Linked DNA regions of Homo sapiens: region 2 is linked to region 1. Evidence: read pairs that join two places in POLR2A ChIA-PET (ENCODE). Cell type or tissue: B cell. All regions are shown on one strand. Each heading gives the region's core, and the rest is flanking DNA. Links, peaks and the distances in the headings are about the cores only. Region 1 overlaps UBASH3B (ubiquitin associated and SH3 domain containing B). Region 2 overlaps SC5D (sterol-C5-desaturase).

The links. ChIA-PET counts read pairs that join two places held together with the same protein. Peaks named below come from ENCODE experiments on the same cell type or tissue, not always from the same donor. Only the 100,000 strongest peaks of a DNase experiment are listed, where the experiment ranks them.
Region 2: POLR2A ChIA-PET joins it to region 1 with 6 read pairs; 1 of 35 experiments calls an interaction of 5 or more read pairs at or near these places.

The regions. Positions count from the first base shown.
Region 1 is chr11:122,671,121-122,679,458 of GRCh38, reverse strand. All of the region lies in intron 1 of UBASH3B (ubiquitin associated and SH3 domain containing B), which reads right to left. Among named protein-coding and RNA genes, the nearest start is that of UBASH3B, 20 kb to the right of the region's middle. RefSeq lists an enhancer at 7,815-8,315. In B cell, for the core only: no CTCF peak of the experiment used is centred there; a DNase peak (open chromatin) is centred at 4,007; H3K27me3 peaks cover 449 bases.
Region 2 is chr11:121,306,228-121,314,565 of GRCh38, reverse strand. It overlaps SC5D (sterol-C5-desaturase), which reads right to left. Exons shown (of 5, transcript NM_006918.5): 4 at 8,080-8,180; 5 at 1,156-7,509. The coding sequence ends at 7,054. Among named protein-coding and RNA genes, the nearest start is that of SC5D, 18 kb to the right of the region's middle. In B cell, for the core only: no CTCF peak of the experiment used is centred there; a DNase peak (open chromatin) is centred at 4,645; H3K4me3 peaks cover 399 bases; H3K27ac peaks cover 1,586 bases.

The DNA.
Region 1 (8,338 bases), core at 55-8,054:
AAAAGGGCTGGTCTGAGGACCACATTTTGAGTGGCGAGGCTATGCTCTCTCAGACAAATCTGGTTACATCGTGAACTTGCTCACCATCCTTTGGTGCCTTTCCGGGGCCTTCAAAATAAACTGAGACTCCCTAGTACCATGCAATTGTCGCCAGCTTCTCCAGCTCCTCTGCCCCCAAATACACTGCGTTGGTGCACCAGGATTTCTCATCCATCGTGCCTATGCACGCACTGACCTCTTCACCTACACTATCCCCTCCTCGCCCCACCCCTTCACCCTCAACATGTCCAGTTGCCCAACTCCCTGTCTTCCCAACCTCAGCTCCAGTGGCACCTCCTTAGAGTGGATCCTTCCTGGATCCTGTGAGTCTTGTGCTTTCTGGGCTACGTGGCTTTTAGTCAGGTCTCTTAGTACCTCGTGTACCTCTTCACAGCCTGAATTACATGGTTATGACACTACGGCTCTTAAACACAGAGGCATCCTTGTTTATTCCTGCATATCCAGCAGCCAAGCACAGTTCTTGGTACATCATGGGGTATAATGAGTGTTATTTGGGATGGCACAAATGAATTACCCAGGATTATGCAGCAAATCAGGCGAAACGCTGGGACTAGAGCCCACACTTTCTAAATCCTGGTACGCGGTTCCTTTGCTCTAAGCTATGCCTCATAAGTGGATACTCATTCTCCTGACTGATGGAGGAATTTGTTCCACAGCATTCCAAACTCTGAATGGTCTGAAACTCTTAAGAGATTTTGGGAATGGCAGCCCCTCCCCATGACTGACTATTTTGTGGAGCACAAGGGTCAATCAGCTCCTGAAAACACACCTTTCAGCCTCTGGGCAGTGGGTCCTGGGATGATGGTGGCAGTGCCTGCTGGACCATCACATATACTAGTGAGTCATGTGGAAGTGATCCCAAGTGGTTAGTGAGAGACCTAGGAAAGAGATTTAGCCTTCACCATCTTCACTCCTAGAGGCTGCAGGCATTTCCCTTCTCACTTCTTATGGTTTCTATTTTCTTATTGGACATCTGGACTCAAAGGAACATGGGTCAGCCAGACAGATCTAGGCTGAGTGCAGCCACAATGGAAAGAAGGGCAGAGAGGATGGTCCCCATTGTGACCCCTGCTAGCTGACAGGGCTGTGGCAGGATGGAGTAGGGTCCCACCTGGCCTCAAATTCCCACCATTCAGTCACATAGGTATTCTCTCCAGGTCACTGATGGCTGATATGAACTGAACTGAATTGTTTCCTCTTAAAATTCATATATTGAAGCCCTAACCTTTAATATGATGGTATTTGAAGATGGGGCCTTTGGGAGGTAATTAGGGTTAGACAAGTTCATGGGAGGAATTCTAATGATGAGATTAGTGCCCTTGGCTCATGCCTATAATCCTAGCACATTGGAAAGCCTCAGCAGGCACATCACCTGAGGTCAGGAGTTTGAGACCAGCCTTGCCAACATGGCAAAATCCCATCTCTACTAAAAATACAAAAACTAGCTGGGCATGGAGGTGGGAGCTGGGTGTGGTGGTGGGCACCTGTAATCCCAGCTACTCAGGAGGCTGAGGCCGGAGAATTGCTTGAATCTGGGAGGCAGAGGTTGTGGTGAGCCAAGATTCTGCCACTGCACTCCAGCCTGGGCAACAGAGTAAGACTCTGCCTCAAAAGCAATAGTACCCTTATAAGAGCCTTTTTTTTTTCGAGAGGGAGTTTTGCTCCTCTTGCCCATGCTGGAGTGCAATGGCACCATCTCAGCTAGCACAGGGTATACAAAATAATAAATGTTAATAAAAGGTTATTAAAGAGATGAATGAATGGAGTGCTTATTATGTACCAGGCACCATGCAAAGGGCTAGGGAAAGATAAAAGACTAAGATACTATCTCTCCAAGGAGTCACAGTCTAGTCTGGGAAACTGACATAAGCTGACTTTGATGATGTGATAATGGTAAGTGCTCCACCAGAGGCACGGCATCAGGTACGTACAATGTTCCAGGGCAGCACAGACGCACATAAACACATTCTGCCTCGAGATGGGAATGTAGTATATAGGAGTTAGGAATGGATAATGCAACCTGAGAAATTTTCTCAAAGGAGAGAATATTTGAAAAGAACGTACAGTACTCCCTTGGTATCCATAGGGGAATGATTCCAGGACCTCCCTCAGATATCGAAATCCTCAAGTCCTTGATATAAAATGGTGCAGTATTTGCATATAACCCATGCACACCCTCCTGTGTACTTTAAATCATCTCTGGGTTACTTATAATACCGATTACAACATAGAAGCTATGTAAATAGTTGTTATACTGTATTGTTCAGGAAATAATGGCAGGAAAAAATTCTGTTCATGTTCAGTACACATGCAATTTTTCCCCCCAATATTTTTGATTTGCAATTGGTTGAAACAACAAATTCAAAACCTATGGACATGGAGGGCCGACTGTATAACATTTCATCTAAGAGAAAAATGTACCCAGGATGAAGTTATCCATGGATTCATCAACAAACATAAGCAAGACCCAGAGGTGTTGAAAATGCAAGGGCTTGAGTGATAAAGGCGGCTTTCATAAAGGTGGCTGAGTCACACAGAAGAGCCTGGGGGCGGGAGGCAAAGGTGAGCAGGAAGGGCCAGAAGGTGACAGTGATGCCAGGAAATACAGAAGGGAGCCTGAGGGGAAGACAGGGAGACAACAGTTCAATAATGCAGGGATGCTGGAATGTCGCTATTTAGAATTTTTTTTTAGACAGGGTCTGGCTCTGTCACTCAGGCTGGAGTACAGTGGCACATTCTTGGCTCACTGCAACCTCCATCTCCTGGGCTCAAGCAATCCTCCCACCTCAGCCAGTGTAACTGAGACTACGGGCCTGTGCCACCATGCCCAACTAGTTTTTGTATATATTATTTTTTTGAGATGGAGTTTTGCTCTTGTTGCCCAGGTTGGAGTGCACTGGCGCAATCTCGGCTCACTGCAACCTCTGCCTCCCAGGTTTTCAAGCGATTCTCCTGCCTTAGCCTCTTGAGTAACTGGGATTACAGGCACCTGCCACCACGTCCAGCTAATTTTTGTATTTTTAGTACAGACACGTTTTACCATGTTGGCCAGGCTGGTCTTGAACTCCTGACGTCAGGTAAACCACCTGCCTCGGCCTCCCAAAGTGCTGGGATTACAGCTGTGAGTCATCCTGCCCAGCCAGTTGTTGTATTTTTTTAGTAAAGACGGGGTTTCTCCTTGTTGCCCAGGCTGGTCTCGAACTCCTGGGCTCAAAGCGATCCTCTTGCCTCAGCCTCTCAAAGTGTTGGGATTACAGGCCTGAGCCACCACACCCAGCCAAAAATTTTTTTAATGAAATCTTACAAGGGCTGTTAGGGTGAGGTGGGAGAGCTGAGGGGTCTAAAGCCAGATAAACTTCAGTGCATTGGCACAGTCACTTCTGAGTGGGATAAATCCTTTAATGTATCTGTCTTGCTTTTCTCATTTGTAAAATGGAAGTACTGCTTACTACTTTCCTCAGGATTGGGAAAAGAGTAAAATTACACATAGTAGGTTCAGAACAAATGTAAGCTCTCACTCTCTCTCTATTTAATTGTAAAGAAGTTCCAAATACCCTGCAGTTCCAAGATGGTCCGCTGCAAACTGGAGGAAAATGGGCTCTGCCTTCAGCAGGTGCCTCCTTGTTTTGTGATTATCTACTGTGTATGCGTCTATCTCCTTCCTACTCTCAGGAATTCACTGGGGCCAGGATTACATCCTGTTTATCTCTGGGGGCCATGGACCCCAGTGCTTGGCTCATCAGAGGTGCTCCTTGCAGCTTTGAAGAACTAAATTGCACAGATGGGCAAAGCAGACATAAACTGTCTTACCCAAAGTCACAGGACAGAACAGCGGCTGAGCTAGTTCTAGAACTTTGACCTCACAGTCCATTGATTTCATGATGCCACATGGTCTCAGACCAAACAGAACAAAGACTCTGATCTCATCCAGTGACATATCAATTCCTCTCCAAATCCCCACCAAATGGGAACTGCCACAGAACGCTGAGCATCCGCGTCACCTTTCTCTTTCTCAGAACAGCATCCACACTTTCACACGGAGGAACAGAACCAACACTCAAAACAACTCTTAAAACACTTTCCTGCAATGTGGTCTCTAAACACAGGAAACAGCAGCTGGCTGCATTGCCAGTAATGCTTATTTGCCAGTCAGGGTGCTAGAGCTCTGTGTGCAAGTTTAAAGCTGTGATCCAGGAACAAAAATAAACCAGCAAAGCAGAAACCGAGGCACCATAAACACGGGTCTAATAAAAGGTTTTTGGAGCCAGGAAAACTTGGGTTAGGGACCCAGCTCTGCCACTTAATCATGGTGCATGTTTAATAAACTCAGTTTCCTCATCTGTAAAATGGGTTTATTAATACTAACTGCAGGCCAGGCACGGTGGCTTATGCCTGTAATCCCAGTACTTTGGGAGACGAAGGTGGGTGGATCACCAGAGGTGAGGAGTTCGAGACCAGCCTGGCCAACATGGTGAAACCCTGTCTCTACAAAAAATACGAAAATTAGCCGGGTATGATGGTGCACGCCTGTAATCCCAGCTCCTCAGGAGGCTGAGACAGGAGAATCGCTTGAACCCAAAAGGCGGAGGTTGCAGTGAGCTGCGATTGTGCCACTGCACTCCAGCCTGGGCCTCAGAGCGAGACTCCGCCTCAAAAAAAAAAAAAAAAAAAAAACTAACTGCAGAGCTTTGCTGTGCTGAGTAAGAAGACAATGTTTGGGCTGGGCGCGGTGGCTCATGCCTATAATCCCAGTACTTTGGGATGCCGAGGAGGGCAGATCACGAGGTCAGGAGATCAAGACCGTCCTGGCTAACATGGTGAAACCCTGTCTCTACTAAAAATGCAAAAAAATTAGCCGGGTGTGGTGGCGGGCGCCTGTAGTCCCAGGTACTGGGGAGGCTGAGGCAGGAGAATGGCGTGAACCGGGGAGGCGGAGCTTGCAGTGAACTGAGATCGCGCCGCTGCACTCCAGCCTCAGCAACAGAGCTAGACTCCGTCTCAAAAAAAAAAAAAAAAAAAGACAGACAATGTTTGTAAGGTGCCATGGCTTATGATTGGCACATAAGAGATGACTGAATGGTATTTACCTCCAACAGCTTTGAGAATCTAATATGAATTCACTTGACAAAATCCAGCTCTTCAGAGGAACGAGGGGCCCCAACTCGAGTTATTTTCACTAGCTCTTTCATGATTCCATAGCACCGTTTACATCTCTGTGTTTGTGGGCACTTAGCAGACTGCTGTATACTTATTTGGTTTTCTTTTTTTATTTTGATATAATTTAATTTTTATTTTTGTTTTCCCTACTAGACTGGGAGCACCAAGGTGGCAGCTCATTCTCTAGCCATATCTGTTTCTTTTGATACTAGCAGAGCACACACTTAATAAATGTGTGTGGGAAAAACAACAACACAGCCCTATTAACAGGAAATTAGTGGAAGAAAAAGAGGCATCCTGAACCCTAGATATGCAGCTCTAAAAAGATACTCTAATATTCTGGCAGGAGTCCAGCAGTAAGCTGAGAAAGGCTGAAGAAATTTGAGAGTACTTCCTTCTTCATCATGATCTTCTTTTTCTTTTAAAGTAGAAAATCCCCTCTGCAGAAAGAGCAATTCCAGAGCAAAGAGGACCAAACAAGGAGATAGGATTGGACTCTTTAGCAAAAAAATATGCATTCTCTCCATCATCAGAAATTGCAGTGACAATAGAAAGAGCGCCAGGCCTTCTGGAACTTTTTTAAGTGACGGAGTCTCACTCTGTCGCCCAGGCTGGAGTGCAGTGGAGCCATCTCGGCTCACTGCAAGCTCTGCCTCCCGGGTTCACGCCATTCTCCTGCCTCAGCCTCCCGAGTAGCTGGGACTACAGGCGCCCGCCACCATGCCTAGCTAATTTTTATTTTTATTTTTGTATTTTTAGTAGAGACGGGGTTTCACCGTGTTAGCCAGGATGGTCTCGATCTCCTGACCTTGTGATCTGCCCGCCTCAGCCTCCCAAAGTGCTAGGATTACAGGCGTGAGCCACCGCGCCCAGCCCTGGAACTTTCTATGGTAAGGAGTTAAAGGTTGGCTAAGGCTATTCCTTTTACTGCTGAAAACTTCAGCCTCCTAACTTACAAATTCAAATCCTCCTGAGTCTCAAGGGCCTGCATCCCCAGCTCAACAGTTCCTTTTCTTCCTCCTAAGGTGGCTGTTCTGCCCTGGCTTGGTTACACTGGACTTGCTTCCCATCTCCTTTGCTGAGGCCTCTCTCAGCAGTAATCCCTTCCCAAAATGCTGAGCACAACTCACTGTCACGTGCCCAGAGGCCAGACAGTGGCTGGCCAGTGAACGCTTGCCCAACCAGCGAATGCTGAGGGCTCATCTTTCCTAAGGCCATTGCTCAATTCCATCAGTTCATCACTGCACATCCCCTCAGCCCTGGGGTATGGATAATCCATCCCTAACCAACCTGAGAATCATGCCCATGAAAGCCGCTATCCAGAAGCTGATCCATAAAGGACACCCCTAGAGGCCATGTCCCTACTGCAGGCTGGCCCAGCCTGGTCCCCCAGGGACTTTAGGTATGCTCCTGACTCCAACACAGAATGCTTGGGTCCTTCTGAGGAGGCTAACCAGGAAGCTCTGCTGTGCTCACTCAGAACCAGAGAAAACTCTCGCTGAGGAGGTCGAGCATCTGTACGTGGGCCAATGGTTTCCAAAAGTTGTTTTTTCTTGTGAACTGAAATCTGACCCTGTCCCCAGCAATTATAACCACTCATTAAAGTTCACAAAATAGGCCGGGCACTGTGCCTCACGCCTGTAATCCCAGCACTTTGGGAGGCCGAAACAGGCAGATCACCTGAGGTCAGGAATTCGAGATCAGCCTGGCCAACATGGTGAAACCCCATCTCTACTAAAAACACAAAAAGTAGCTGGGTGTGGTGGTGTGCATCTGTGATCCCAGCTACATGGGAGGTTGAGGTTGAGGCAGAAGAATCGCTTGAATCCGGGAGGCAAAGGTTGCAGTGAGCCAAGATTGTACCACTGGACTCCAGCCTGGGTGACAGGGAGACTCCATCTCAAAAAAAAAAAAGTTCACAAAATAGGCATCCGTTTTTCAGTTGACAGCCCTTTCACTCTTAGAGGAGAGATACCCTCCATCCCTCTCCATCATACCACATTATGTTGAAGTCATCTGCTTGGGTCTGTCTTCTTCAAGAGGTTGAGGGCTCCTTGTGGTCAGGGTCTTATTCATGATTGTACCTTCAGAATGCGGCACAATTCCCAGGTGCCTGACACAAAGTCACTGCTCAGTAAACTTTTGTTGGACTAACAGGAGCCTGGTTCTGTCCTGCCTCAACATCTTCCTTATCTCTGCATGTCTTTTCCAGACTAAACATCGGTAGCCCTGCATGACCTGTTTCCCAGGACAACCCATTCTGGGGCAGCGGCTGGTGCCCCAGCATGCAGAAGATGGAAAAGGAACATTAAAAAACCAAACAACAAAAAACAAACCAAAAAAAACTTCACATACTGAGATTCCATCCTCCACATCCTTCGGAGCCAGCTGCACAGCAAACAGCAACCGTCTGTTTACTCAACACCCCCTGGGAGTCATCCCATTCGGAAGTCTTCACCAGTCACGCACAATGCAGGCCATCTCACCGAGGCGGTTTTCCTGGTGTCCCACCGCTCTTCCTCTGAGGCCCATCTCTCCTGCTCCACTGGTCTGTAAGGCTGGCAGCCACAGGCCGGAACAAGACAGCCCACTTGTGGCCTCCCTGCCAAGGCCTGATGGATAAAGTGATACCGGGAGATCTGTGGTGTCTGAGGCGGCCAGACAGCAAGGGGACACAGCTGTCTGTTCAGCCTTCCATTTGTGGGCCTGTGGTCTTACGTTTGGAGGAAGATAAGAACTTCAAATATTCTCCTCCAACCTGATGTAGAAAAGCTGCTGCAGATCTGAGGCCTGACGTCCCAGGAGGGTATCTTGATTGCTCAGTGGATCTTCAAGACCAGGTGCACACCACCATGCTGGCTAATTTTTATGCATTTTTTGTAGAGATGGGGTTTTGCCATGTTGCCTAGGCTAGTCTTGAACTCCTGGCCTTAAGCAATCTGCCTGCCTCATCCTCCCAAAGTGCTGGGATTATAGGCGTGAGCCACTGCGCCTGGCCCATGGATTTTTCTTGACAAGGCAGCAGCTCTGAACTTGCGAGGCCAGGCAGAAGGCAGGAGTGGTGTGGCTCCCACTGCGCACTGAGGAGCGCCACACTCCTAAGCCAGCTCCCCGCATCTCT
Region 2 (8,338 bases), core at 62-8,061, 1.4 Mb after region 1:
GAGTTCAAGACCAACCCTGGCAACATAGTGAGAACTCATCTCTACAAAACAAACAAACAAACAAAAATAGCTGGGTGTGCTGGCACGTGCCTGTAGTCCCAGCTATTTGGGAGGCTGAGGAGGGAGGATTGTTTGAGCCCGGGAGGTTGAGGCTGTAATGAGCTGTGGTCAAACCACTGTACTCCAGCCTGGATGACAGAGTGAGACCCTGTCTCAAAAAAAAAAAAAAAAAAAAAAAAAAAAAAAAAAATCAATAAAATTAATTTCATCTCAGACTAATCAAGAAAAAGAGCAAACACAAATCATCAATATCAGGAATTAGATAGGAAATATAACTACTGATCCTATAGGCATTAAAAGGGAAATAGGGAATGTTACAACTTTATGGCAAAAAAATTTTATTACTTAAATGTAGTAAACAATTTCTTGAAAAATAATGTATCAGAATTGAGAAAGGAAGAGAGGAAAACATGAAGTCTTTATCTTCTAAGAAATGAACTCATTATCAAAAACCTTGTCACAAAGGAAATTCCAGGCTTGCTTTGGGATTGGCAAAGATTTCTTAGGTTGGACAGAAAATGCAATAGTTATGAAAGATAAAAATTGATAAAGTGGTCTGAATAAAAATTAAACATTTTTTCCTTATCAAAAGATAGTAAGGAAATGAAAAGACAAGCTAAATTGGAGTAAATATTGGTAATACATACATCTAACAAAGAATTTTTGTCAATATATACAAAATCTTATAAGTCAATAACACCAAAACAACCTAATTTTTAAAATGGCCAAAGATTTAAACAGATACTTTACAAAAGATATAAAAAGTTTGAAAAAGAAAAAAAAAAAAAGCAGGAGAAAAGGTGCTTAACATCATTAGTCACAGGAAAATGCAAATTAAGCCACAGTGGGACACTACCTCACACCCACTAGAATGGTTACAAATAAGGACTGACGATACTAAGTGTTAGTGAACATGCGGGAAAAATGGAATTCTCATCATTGGGAGCAGGAGGGTAAAATGGTACAACCCTTTGGAAAATAGTTTCACAGTGTTTTATAAAATTAAACGTATACATATATATCTCTTCCCTATGACCCAGCAAATCTAATAGATATTTACCAACGAGAAATAACAACATATAGCCACACAAAGACTTGTATACAAATGTTTGTAGCAACTTTATTCATAATAATCCCACGCTGGAAATAACACAAATATTCATCAGCAAATACATAAACCAACTGTGGTATATTACAATGAAATACTATTCAGCAATGAAAACAAAAAGCTACAGACACAGGCAACAGCAAATATCTCTAAACATGTTAAGCTAAAGAAACTAAACACAAGAGTATATACTATCTGATTTAATTTATATGAAATTCTAAATCAGGGAAGAAAACTAACCTTCCAGTAACAGAAGGTGGATCAGTGGTGACCTAGGGCTGGGGAGAATGACTGCAAACGGAGAGGAAATTTATTCTGGTAAGAAAATGTTCTTTACTTTGATTGGGGGTGGTGGTTACATGGGTGTACACGTTCATCAAAGATCATTGAACTCTACAGTAAAAATGGCTACACTTAATTATAGTAAATTATAATTTCATTAAGTTGATCAGAAAGAAAAAACGTCCCAATGAAGCGACAGACAAAAGTCACCACACCAGTGTCTGTCTTAATATTTGAATATGCACTAAATTTCTAGGTTTCTATTTGTTTCATACCACATGTCAGGGGGGCAAGTTTACATCTAAATAAATGGCTTAATGAGTTAAATTATAATAGAGGAAGATATTTTTATATATATATACTTTTTTATTTTTAGAGATAGGGTCTTGCTCTGTCACCCAGCGTGGAGTGCAGTAGTGCAATTATAGCTCATTGCAGCCTAAAAGAGGAAGATATAACAAAATTATTCAAGAAATGAATAAAAGCCTATGGTATGAGTGCTTTCCAACTGAGTGATTAACTTTTGATATGCTATTTTGTCTTTGTTTGAATCGTGAGTTGTGAAGTGTTTAGAAAAATCTGTCAAGTACACAAGTCTGCTTTTTTGGTAGTTGGATCAAAATATTAAATCTCTTATCAAATGTTTAAGAAAATGTGATTAATAAAATATGTAAATGGTATTAAATGTTCAGGATAATTGGAATTTACAAATTGTTAAAGAAATGGGAATGTAATTTCTCATTTTTATCAAATTTACTGTTCTTATATCTTCAAGTTGAGCTTAGAGATTTAAAAATGCTGTATTTTAAATGTATTTTAATAAAGCAAATATTAAAACAAGTATTTATAAGTATTTTTCTTCCCATACCAAAAGCCTGCTTTGACAGTAAAGCTTGTTGACACATGGTTCAAACACTTCCTTCCTGCCTTTAAAAAATTTATTCTGCTTTTCAAGGAAGGTATGTTTCTATTTTATCTACAAACCTTGTAGACTGGCCTTATGGTTTTAGCAATATAAAAACACACAAAGTGATGCATTTTTTAAATGAAATTATTTAACAACACAATGTATTTTACCACTCTTACAAAGATAACTTACAGTAAATAATGTTAACGATGTTAGTTTTACTTATACGATTTTTCTGTGTACCCTCTATCTCTACTTCACCTCAATGTCTTTCACCCTCCAATTTTAAGGTGAAAATATCTAGGCTTCTGCCCTCTGCAACTGATTTCTATTGAGGGCCTATGGAGGTAAAATGACAATAATCATTGAATCTAGAAAGAAAAAGCATCAAGCACAATTTACATGAACAATAGTTTCAGTTGACATTTAACTGAATGCTTCTAACTTATTTAATCTTATTAGATAGGCAGTGTTTTAATCAATTTACAGATGGAGAAACCAGGGATGGTGCAACTTGCAAGTGGCAGAGCCCTGTTTATCTCCAAAGTTCCTGTTCCTCTGAGATGAAGTTATAGATTAACCTAAGTTTGTCCTTTCTTGATGTAACCAACTAATATCTTTGAGGATCTTTTTTCTTTTACCCAGAGTGCTGTGTTAAGTGCTGAGTATACAGATTCATTCAACCCTCTAACCAGTCCTTGTAGTACTGATTCATCTGTGGTCAAAATCTGGGGTACTGGTGGGTTTTGTTTCCAAAGGGTTATGACTTTGAGTGACTAAAAAAAGATAGTTTATCCTTGATGTAGGGACCATCTTTGATTTCTCATTACTTCCCCTTTTGACCCCTCCAAAGCACTTAGCAAATGTCAGCTAATGAATAAATGATAAAAAAATGGTTGGCCAAAAAGACAGCATCAGAAGAGAATTTTTACCTAGTGCAGTGCTTAGCACCTATCAGGGATTTATTAAACATATATGGAAGAGAATGACATTTCTGCCATTTTATTAATAAATTCAACAAAGTATTTATTGAACTTTAACCATGGCTTGGGCATTTGTTAAGGATGAGTGGTTTAATACAATGATGATTCAGACACGGTCTCTACTTCCAAGGAATCTGGCATCTCAAATAGGTAAGACACACATAAAAGTAATAGGTGATAGCAGTAAGTGCTGAAATAAGACTGTCATTCAAGTGTTGTGAATTTGAAGAAGTTGGGAAGATCAGGAATGCAAATTTCTTCCCCCTTGTCTTAGTCCATTTGTACTGCCTTAACAAAGTATCTTCAACTGGGTAATCTATAAATAATAGAAATTTATTTTCTTACAGCTCTGGAGGCTGGGAAGTCACGGTTAAGCACCAGTTGGTTTGGTGTCTGCTGAGTCCCCAGTTGCTGCTTTCAAGATGGTACCTTGTTGCTGGGTCCTCACGTTAGAAGGGACAGAAGGGGCTGGGCATGGTGGCTCACACCTATAATCCCAGCACTTTGGGAGGCCGAGGCAGGCAGATCATGAGGTCAGGAGATCAAGACCATCCTGGCTAACACGGTGAAACCCCATCTCTACTAAAAATATAAAAAATTAGCCGGGCGTGGTGGTGGCGGGCACCTGTAGTCCCAGCTACTCGGGAGGCTGAGGCAGGAGAATGGCGTGAACCCGGGAGGTGGAGCTTGCAGTGAACCAAGATCACGCCACTGCACTCCAGCCTGGGGCAACAGAGCAAGACTCCATCTCAAAAAAAAAAAAAAAAAAAGGGACAGGAGACAGAAGGGCTGAACAGCTGCCTCACACCTCTTTTTAAGTCATTAATCCCAGAGCCCTCATGACTTAATCACTTCCTCAAGGCCCCACCTCTACATACTATCTCACTGGCAAATACATTTCCACATTTGAATTTTGGAGGACACATTCAGACCACTGCACCCCTCAAGTTGGTTAGTGTCTTTGAATATCTTTTTTCATGCTGTGACAATCTCATGGTTTCAAACTTTTCTTCTATCTGTGTTAATCCCAAATATCTTTGTTCTCAGTCATCTCCCTAGTTTCCATCTTTCTCCCAGACCTCCTCTCTACATAAATAACCTGCATGCACTGTAAAATCCATGTATCAAAAAACTGAACTTGTGTAATTCTCTTCCAAATCTGTCCCCAGCTTCTAGAAGATGGGAGGAAAACATGATACAAGGGTATAAGGAAATTCACTCAGTACTGCAGAGACAGCATGGAAGACAAAGACTCAGTCTCTGTGTTTCTGAAAGGTCTTCTCGAACCATATCCACCCACTTCTCAATTTCTACCACAAAAGTAGAAAACGTAACCTTGATTTTCACTTTCTGTCCTGTAACTATAAAAGTCATCTGTAGAAGGTAATTTGGGTCCTCACTTCCATAAATATTCTCTGACTTCCTCTAATAGAAAGTAGGAGAATGTGGCAGTACTGTATATTACAATGTTAGGACTACTTAACATAACGCTGCTTTAAAAGACCAGAATTTGAGACGGGTGAAAGGGCAGGGGCAAGTTTGATTATTCCTAACATCTATGAGGAAGCCTCTGTCTTCCCCATAGGAAGCTGTCCTTTCTTCTCTATTAGTTATATAGGAATAAGAATCTAGAGGAAGCTTTAAACATTCATATTGGAGTTAAGAATTAAAGACACTGAGATGATTAGTGTGTGGATAACCTGAAATACTTTATGGCTCATTCACCATTTCAACATCAACAAGAGGAGAACACCACAAATACGGCAAACTGTCTAGCTGCTCAAGAAAATGGTGCCCCCTTCCTCCCAGGCACACAGCTGGACACATTTCCCAAAATCTCTCTAGGTGGGCCATGTGACGGAGTTCTGTCCAAAGGAACATGGGCGGAAGAGATATGCACCACTTCCAGGCCTGACCCAGAAACATTTTCCACACAGACTTTTCCTTCTTTTCCTATGTGCTCTTTCAACAAAGAGGGCTCTATGGACTGAGAGAAAGGCAGAGCCCCAAGAGGAAGGAGCCTGGGTCGCAGAAAGACTAGGTGGAAAGCTGTCCACTGACCACAAACATCCACATGGGACATCATATGAGAGAGAAATAAACCTGGGAATAGTTACTTAACTTCTTTGGGTCCTAGTCTCTGGGCAAAGAGGAAAAGCTCAATAAATATCAGCTGACATTATATTAGGAAATAAAGTTTACTTCTCCTTAATTTCTTTTTCTTAGGCAAGGCGGAGCACCGGGGGTGAGTGGGATTGGTGAAAAGCACTAAATGACATTTGCCTATTACAAAATGCTAATTGGTACATTTAAATAAGATGACATTGTGACAATAACTCACAGATTAAAGACATTTTCTTCTGGATCCCAGACATTAGATTTTAAGACTGATTTCTTGCTAAAAACACTCAAATCTAGTTAAAATGTGAAATATAAACAGAATGTGGTACCCACTTCTTTCCCCCTGTGACACTGAGTGTCCGGGGATGTTCTAAAACACAATTAACAATCCACATCATTTCTGTGGCTTCAAATTGGCACAAAATCTGTACAAAGAATACTTTGTGCTGCTATAATACTCAACTGATACAGTTTAATTATGATCAACTTTTATTGATTTTACATAAATAGCTTATAGAATGCCTTTACAAACTATGTTTTTGCAATATATTTGTTACAACACACATTTCCTTATGAATGTATTTGTTAAATCTTTTTGCAGAGGAAGTAGGGAAAAGTGAGGGGAGAAGAGGAGGAATAAGATTTTAGAACTAATCGTCAGCAATGGGCCTAGGTATTTGGCAATTATTTCCTTTACAAAAAAATTACAGGTTTGTAACTTCAAACATCAAAAGTGTAGTGCATCAATTTAACTAAAAAATCAGTAGTGCCTAATATATTATCTGGGCATCAAATTTCTTTTTTTAAATATATCCAGATTCACATATTTTTACTCTTATTAAATAATGGTTTTAAATAATAATCATCACAATGTTTAGCTACATAATCCCAGATCTGGATTAAATCATGGTGATATCGATATTTTTAAATTCCAATTTATTTGTTAATCAGTAAAATGTAATAGGTGATAGTGTGTCCAGAGAATGAGCCTCCTATGTGTAGGAAGACGATAGTCTTATTACACCTGCTATCAATTAGGTCATTTACATAGCTGCTAATGTATCAGAATTTTTTTCCACACTGATGTAGTACTTTATTCAAGTCAAAACAAGTTATCATTATCATACCAACGTTGAAGAATTAACCATTCCTGAAACAAGAAACAATCTTTACATTAGTATTTCTTGGTTATGGTGCTTAGTCTTGGTATTATTAAGCACAATGATTCTTAATAAACATGGGTGGATGAAGGCAAATGCATATAGCCTAGTCCCCTCAATAATTTATTCTCCATCTTATTTAAAATTGTTGTTGAGGCTATACAAACTACAGATCTGCTGCTAGAAAGATACAAGTTGTCCCCCGAACAACATCTGGCATTTTAAGCATAAGATTAAAGTCCTGGTGTTCACAGCATCTTCTTCTGACCTACCACTAGGATCATTCCTCAGCAGTGCCCACGATGCTGATTTCCAAATGATACCATTTACTATGTATCTTGACTGTATGGATATTATTTTTTCCTTATTAAAAAAAAGAAATACGATGATATTTCCTTCTTTGTCCTTACTTAAGAATAACTGGGCAATAATCTATTCAGTCTTTGTAAACTCTCCATTGAATAATTTTTCATTCTTACAGCCATTTCCTGAATGGCTGCTGCGCTTTCCCTCTGTCATCTCCTTCACATAACTGAGCGGTCCCTTCCCCTCAAAGGATGAAGGATTTTTGAATGAGCCGCCAATCCTATCCCACAAAGTGAAATATTGTCCATAATTATAGTCAAAGAACATATGGTGGTCTGTATGATGAGCTGAGCCATTAATAAATGGCTGTAAGATTTGGGGGACACGAAAATCACCGTCATGAATGGAAATTGTCCAGATATTAACCAAGATGTACAGACTTAAATAAACCACCTTGTGTAATGGAAAGATAAAAGGGTATATATGGTAAGGTAGACTCTGAAGAAAGCCATCAATAGGGTGAAAAGCATGACTTGCAAATGGAGTAGGAATCTTCCAAATATGGTGAGGTTTATGTAGGCGCTGCAGGAGAAAAGGACACAATTAGCACTGCAAACTTTACCCCGTGCAACATTCAACTTAGCTTCTCACACTCATGTTGGAAACAACCTAACAAATCCTGTAGAGATCAGCAAAATTATTTATTCTATAAAATGTCCTTCTTCGCCCTAAAACAGTATAATTTTATATGGATTTATGAGTACAAGTGCAGTGGTGTTCCATGGATATACTGCACAGTGGTGAAGTCTGGCTTTTAGTGTACCTAGCACCTGAAGAGTGCACATTGTACCCAATAGGGAGCGTCTCATCCCTCACTCCTCTCCCATCCTCCCACCTTCTGGAGTCTCTAATGTCTATTGTTCCCTCTGTAAGTCCATGTGTACCTGTTACCGGAACAGACGAATTTTAAGACAGCCCCTTAGACCCATAAAGAAGAATATGAACAAAATGCACCCTGTACCTGTTATGATTATGGCTACTTAGACATTTAATATGGGTAGAGGAAATTCTTGGAAATAGAGAACAGAATTTATAATCATACATTGCTGAAATGTGTAACCTTTTTTCTCTTTTCACCACAAATGACTTTACCTTATATACCAGTCTATGATGAAGGCCTCTGTGAATCCAGTAGATGAACATGTCAGTGAAAAAGAGGAAAGATATTATACTAACGACAAGTTCAAACAATCCTAGAAAAGAAAACGGGAAACAGAAGAATCAAAACTCAGCTCCTGGGATTAGAGTTCACTTTTCACATGTCCATCTGAGTGCAAAATGGGATCCTAGACTCAAACATTATAAATGATCTGTTCTGGCTAATTCAGTATATTATAAACTAATCTCTCTT